Regions from separate parts of the Homo sapiens genome. Here region 1 is linked to region 2. Evidence: read pairs that join two places in POLR2A ChIA-PET (ENCODE). Cell type or tissue: endothelial cell of umbilical vein. All regions are shown on one strand. Each heading gives the region's core, and the rest is flanking DNA. Links, peaks and the distances in the headings are about the cores only. Region 1 has its middle 32 kb from the start of LINC01985. Region 2 overlaps TGFBR2 (transforming growth factor beta receptor 2).

Region 1 (2,915 bases), core at 143-2,642, 190 kb before region 2:
GGGAGAAGACATTCATAAAAGAAGTCTTCAGATTATTTTACTTTATTGTAAAATGTGATTGGGATTAGGGGTAGAGTGGCTGTTTTTTAGCTCACATTCATGTTTGTTGCAACAACAAAGTACAAGGCCATGCATTTAGTAGGTGCTCAACAAAAATTTCAAAGTGGTTGAAAAGTATTAGAAGGATCAGAAGTTAGAAACAAGGGAAAGAAGGAAGGAAAAAAGAGAATTTAAAACACTTCACTCTCCTAATAGACAAGCTGAATCATCAAAAGCAGGCAGATTCCCTAGTATCTTACAGAGAAGGATTGTGGCAGAGTTTTGGAAATAACCCACTTCTTTATGATCTGTCCTCCAAAGAACATTAATAAAAGAATATCTGAAAATAGTCTTTTCACACTGACCTTCATTTGTTCTAGATACCAAAAGCATGCAGAATTGGTATCCCACCAGCAGTGGGGCCCAGGCAGTGGAGAAAATGTGCGGAAAAGTTTATCCCTTTAGTGCCATCTCCAATTGAAGTGACTATTGCAGGCAACTCATTGAATGATTATTCTGACCCATTAATGTTTCAGACAGATGAAGGACTCTCTATAGTCATAAATAAAGTTGTTGTAGGGAATTTCTCGACCTCAGTCTAAAGATTTTTAAGTCTGTCTTCCAGCAGATGAGCTAGAATATTTTAGGGATGTCTTCCCTTTCCTGGAACTTAGAGTGAAAACATTTTCTTGGAACTGCTACAAAGTGGCATGTCTGGTTTTAAAGAGCAGAGACTTGGTCAACAGAAAGCCTTGGCTGGAAGTTTAGTCCTACCACTTACTAGCTGTAAGTCTTTGAGCGGCATTTATCTAATGTATCCAAGACTCAGTTTCATTTGGCATAAAATGAGGATAATAATGGTACCTATTTTATAGTGTTGTTAATGGCATTACAGAGATAGCATATGAAAAAGGTGGACTAGGTACAGACTCTCAGCAAGTGACAGTTTATTTCTTCCTTTCTTTATTGGGGGTACTTTTATCATATTTTTATCACCTAGCAGTGTCTGTCAGGAATACCTGAGATCATTCTCAGGATTTATTGGCCTTTATTTAACAGACACAAGTAAAGTGATAAACCATAAAAAGTCAGCGTGGATTTAGGGTAGTAATGTTAATATAAAACCTGTATCTTAATGCTACCCAAGAGTCAAAGTTGTAAGATTAGGAATAATTACCAATGAGTTAAATAGGAATGTGGTCTGTCTCTCTCTAGCTCCTTCCTCCTACTCTCTGTCTTAGTGTGCTCAGGCTGCTGTAACAAAATACTGTCAAGTGGGTAACTTAAACAAAAGACATTTATTTCTCACCATTCTGTTGGCTGGGAAGTCCAAGTTCAAGGTGTCAGCAGACTCAGTTCTTGGTGAGGGGTCTGTTACTGGCTTGCAGATGGCTGCCTTCTTATTGTATTCTCACATGGAAAAGAGAGAGAAAGAGAGCTCTGACCTTTTCCTCTTCTTATAGGGTTACTAATCCCATCATGGGGGCTTTATTCTCATGATGTCATCTAAGCATAATGAACTTCCAAAGGCACCACCTCCTAATACCATCATATTGGTGGCTAGAGCTTTAATATATGAATTTTGGAGGAAACAAACTTCAGTCCATAACATCTTCTCTTCTCCCTCATTATCCCACCTCTGCTTGCTCCTTCTCAATATCTGAGAATCCATTTAGTTAGCAAACACCATTGCTATAGGAAAGAGAAAGATAAGAACAATTATATAGGCTAACAAGAATTTTTTTGCCATATATAAATAGCAATCTTTGGTTTTATTTTGTTTTGTTTTTTTGAGACAGAGTCTTGCTGTCACCCAGGCTGGAGTGCAGTGACACAATCGTGGCTCTGCAGCCTCAACCTCCTGGGCTCAATCCATCATCCCACCTCAGCCTCCCAAGTAGCTGGGGCTACAGGTGTGCATCACCATGTAGGGCTAATTTTTATATTTTCTGTAGAGACAGTGTTTCGCCATGTTGCCCAGGCTGATCTCGAACTCCTGAACTCTAGCAATCCACCTGCCTTCGCCTCCCGAAGTGCTGAGATTACAGGCATGAGCCATTGCACCCAGCTGAGTGGCAGCCTTAATATATTACAAGACTCTAGACGGGCTATCTATATACCAGTGGAAAAATGCATGCAAATCAAATATTCTAAAATCAAAATCTTTGTTTTGCTTTAATGGTTTATAACTAGTAAATCTACAAAGCAAGCTAACAGAGGTATCTAGAAATGTATTTTTTTACTTGCTTATCCTGGGGGTTTTACCAAAACATTATATTATTTAAAGTGGCTACATATTTCAGTTATATTCTGTGGCTAGGTATTTCAATTACTGAACTGCCAGGTTTTACACTACAGAGAACAGATCAAGAAACTTTTTCTATAAAGGGCCTGATAGTAAATATCTTAGGTTTCGTGGGCCATGTGGTCTTTGTCACAACTAATCAACTGTCCTGTCATAGAACCAAAAGTAGCCACAGCGAATATATAAGCATAGCTGTATTCCAATAAAACTACATTTTTGACACAATCTTGAGTTTTATATAGTATTGCATGTCCCAAAACATTATTTCTATTTTGATTTTTTTAATCCATTTAAACATGTTAAAACCGTTCTTAGCTCCTGAATCTTACAAAGACAGATAGTAAGCTGGATCTAGCTAACACCTACTCTACAGAACGTACCATGCTAATTTAAGCTTCTGAAATTATTAAAGTGGATGCTGCCAAATACCATTCACATTCACTCATTCATGTCCCTTGGTTAGAAGAAGGAACCCTGGTTAGAACTCACCTTGAATGATTTGTTAAGAAAATCAAGATATTGTCTTCCAATTAAAGATGGAAGACTAAGCAGACCAATGACATTTGCTCCC
Region 2 (2,915 bases), core at 102-2,601:
GACAAGAGGAGGTGATTGGTGTGTTACTGTTCTACGAAAAAGGAGAAAAAGCTTCATGAAATCGCCATTCAGCAAGGACAGAACTGGAGATGGCTTCTCTTTTACAAAGAAATCTCTGTCCCAGGCTTTCAGTCTGTTTGGTGTTCATACAAGTGTTTGTGTGTTGTGTGGAAGGCGGGTGAAGGCGGGTGAAGGCGGTCCTGTTCAGGGCCCCCTTTGGTGAACACAGCAGGCAAAATACTCTCGTCATCCCCAGCCAAACTGGCCTGCAAGCACACTGACTTCCACATCCCTAGCATTTAGGCCTTTGAATAGAAGCTGACACGTAGCAGCCAGCTGAACAAGTATTTAATGAGGAGCAACACAACTCCAAGAAGGGCTCCTTAGTGTATTGTCAAGTTGCTGCAGCCTTGTGAGATGAAAAAAAAAAAAAAAAAAAAAGTGCAAATGAACCAAAAAGAAAGGGAAGGGGCTGGGGGAAGAAAGAGACAGAAAAAAAGGAGGCGTTGGAGAGACGGCTGAGGAGAGACCAGGATTGAAACGCTTCATTTTCCTGGATTTCAAGGGAGCACAGTCTGGAAAGCAGATATGAAAACTCGGGGGTACTGCTTTGGGGAAAACCATCAACAACTTTGCTGCCCTGTTACATTGGGACTACAGTCAAAACAGCAGCTGTGCACCAGATGCTGACTTTCCGAGGAATACCATTGCTGTCCCAGAGACCTGCCCTCTGAGGGTTGTGGAACTGGGAAGAGACAGGCAAGCGTAGTTTTCTCTTAAGAGCCTTTTGAGACAAATTAAAAGAAGCTGCGAGGGCCGGGCGGTTGCGGGTGGCTTCCATCAGTGAAAAGACTGCAGAGAGAGGTGGCGGGAGGGAGATGGAAGTAAGAGAAAGTCGTTCTCAAGCAGTGAAATAAAGAGGTTTTTTAGAAAAGATGCCGTTTGAGGCACTCAGGGAAATTCTGAGGTGTTCAGCCCCGTCTGTCTGGCTTCAGAAACAGTCTGAGGGTGAGACAAAGACTTGGTTTGATGAACTAATTCTGCTGTGTAGGCATATGTCTTGGGTGGAGTGCCTCCAACCCTGGAACAAGAATTTGAGTACTAGTAGTTTATTTGGGAAGAGATTGCAGGAAATGCCAGTAAGAGAATGAGGAAATGAGTCAGGAAAGGGAAGGAAACCAGTAAAGGATATCTTATCAAGTGGGTTACCACCATGGGCAACTGGAGTATAACTACGAGCAGAACACACACCTCAGTGTCATACCACCTGACTCAAAGGAAGCTGGGTGTTTTATCTTTCCAATTCCCATCAGTTTGCTGGAGGGCTGCTCCAGGCCGAGCTGGGAGGGTTCACTCCAGCCCTTCTGCCTGTTCCTCCTGGAGTTGGGCCAGCCTAACCGGAAGAGCCAGTGCAATGGGGTTGGGAGGTGGCGGTGCAGCTGGCCCTGCAGCATCACACTGAATAATTGTAGGGGGCATATGTGACTATTCTTATTTTGTGGATATAGGAAGTGAGGCACAAACTCTTGGCATCTCTTTTCTAAGTCCTCATATCTACTTTTTAAAGGAGTCAGGGCAAAAACAACAAATAATACTTACAATGCATATTGTTAGCTCTTCCACTTTTGAAGTGCTAAACTCAGTCATACTCTCTAAGCCTTCGCTTTTTCTCTTAGAGGCAATTCCAATTTTTTTTAAAAAGGTGGTTCTTGTTATAGGTTAGCCAGGTGTAACATTTTCTCTGGACTCAGCCCACACACTCCTGAACTTGCTTTTTATGCAGTTCTTCACAAGAGAGAGGCCCAAGGTCAAGCATCATTTGATCAAATGTGCAAAGAGGAACTGCATTAATTCTATTGCCAACTATGCCCCAATCTGATGCCTGTAGCTAAAATGAGATTCTCATCCTTACCTCACCTCCACCACCAGTCACATCTACTTCCCTAAACCCAGAAAGGACAAGTGTTTGGGTTTAATGTGGGTAAATAATACCAGCTAAGGAGAGGGCTGCTCTTTGTAATTGTTTTTTTGCATAGCTGGCTTAGAAATTACAAATAACAACCACCCAGCAGATCCCATAAGGTTCCCCTTCTCAAGGTTGTATGCTGAGGAGGGCCCCATCAAGGCAGGGAGGGACACACTTGTCACATTTGGGAAGGGCATGTTCATACCAGGGACTGCCCCAGCTGTACTTGCTCTGGTTAGGGGAGAAATCTCTGCAATGCTTGGCAGAGATGAGCAAGCATGAAAGCTTCCTAAAAAGGCAAAGGCAAATTTCTTCAGAGTAACAGTAATAAAGTGCACAATTCTAAATGCTCTTCCTGGAATCCAGTGTACTATTTGGGCCTCAGTTTTCTCAACTGTAAAATGAGGATGTTGGATCCCGTCTCTGAAGACCTTTTCAATATTCTTTGTCTGACTCATTTGAAACCCTTAAAATATGTTTAATAACTTGTGCTCTTTTTTCCTGTGTCAAAATGCATCTCACATTCCTTAAGAAGCATTTAGGGCAATGTTGCTCCAAGTGTGGTCTTTGGCAGGTGCTGGTCCTCAAACTCTCTGTTACAGATTTGCAATATAAGGACAGAAACCAAGATGTGTTTTGTGCCTTTAATAGCAGTTTGATGTTGCCACAACACTCAAGTGGGATTCATTTTTCTTGTAATTCATTTCTACTGTATTTTACCAAAGCCTTTATTCCCAATGAATTGAGGGCAAAACATCTGGGCTTTTATAAAAAATTGATTGAGAAGTGCTCATTTGCAAGTAATAAGGGAAAAATTTTAATCACTTTTAATCTCACTATTCCACCTAAGCCACTTTTGTGAAAGAAACAGTGGTTAGGAGTTGGGGAGAGATTTACATTTCTTTATACATATTTGTTTAGTCATTTCATAGTTTTAATCACATGCATT

What was found. ChIA-PET counts read pairs that join two places held together with the same protein. Peaks named below come from ENCODE experiments on the same cell type or tissue, not always from the same donor. Only the 100,000 strongest peaks of a DNase experiment are listed, where the experiment ranks them.
Region 1: POLR2A ChIA-PET joins it to region 2 with 10 read pairs; 2 of 35 experiments call an interaction of 5 or more read pairs at or near these places.

What each region holds. Positions count from the first base shown.
Region 1 is chr3:30,485,821-30,488,735 of GRCh38, forward strand. No RefSeq gene overlaps it. Among named protein-coding and RNA genes, the nearest start is that of LINC01985, 32 kb to the right of the region's middle. In endothelial cell of umbilical vein, for the core only: no CTCF peak of the experiment used is centred there; no DNase peak of the experiment used is centred there.
Region 2 is chr3:30,680,741-30,683,655 of GRCh38, forward strand. All of the region lies in intron 5 of TGFBR2 (transforming growth factor beta receptor 2), which reads left to right. Among named protein-coding and RNA genes, the nearest start is that of TGFBR2, 76 kb to the left of the region's middle. In endothelial cell of umbilical vein, for the core only: no CTCF peak of the experiment used is centred there; DNase peaks (open chromatin) are centred at 281 and 1,301; H3K27ac peaks cover 2,500 bases.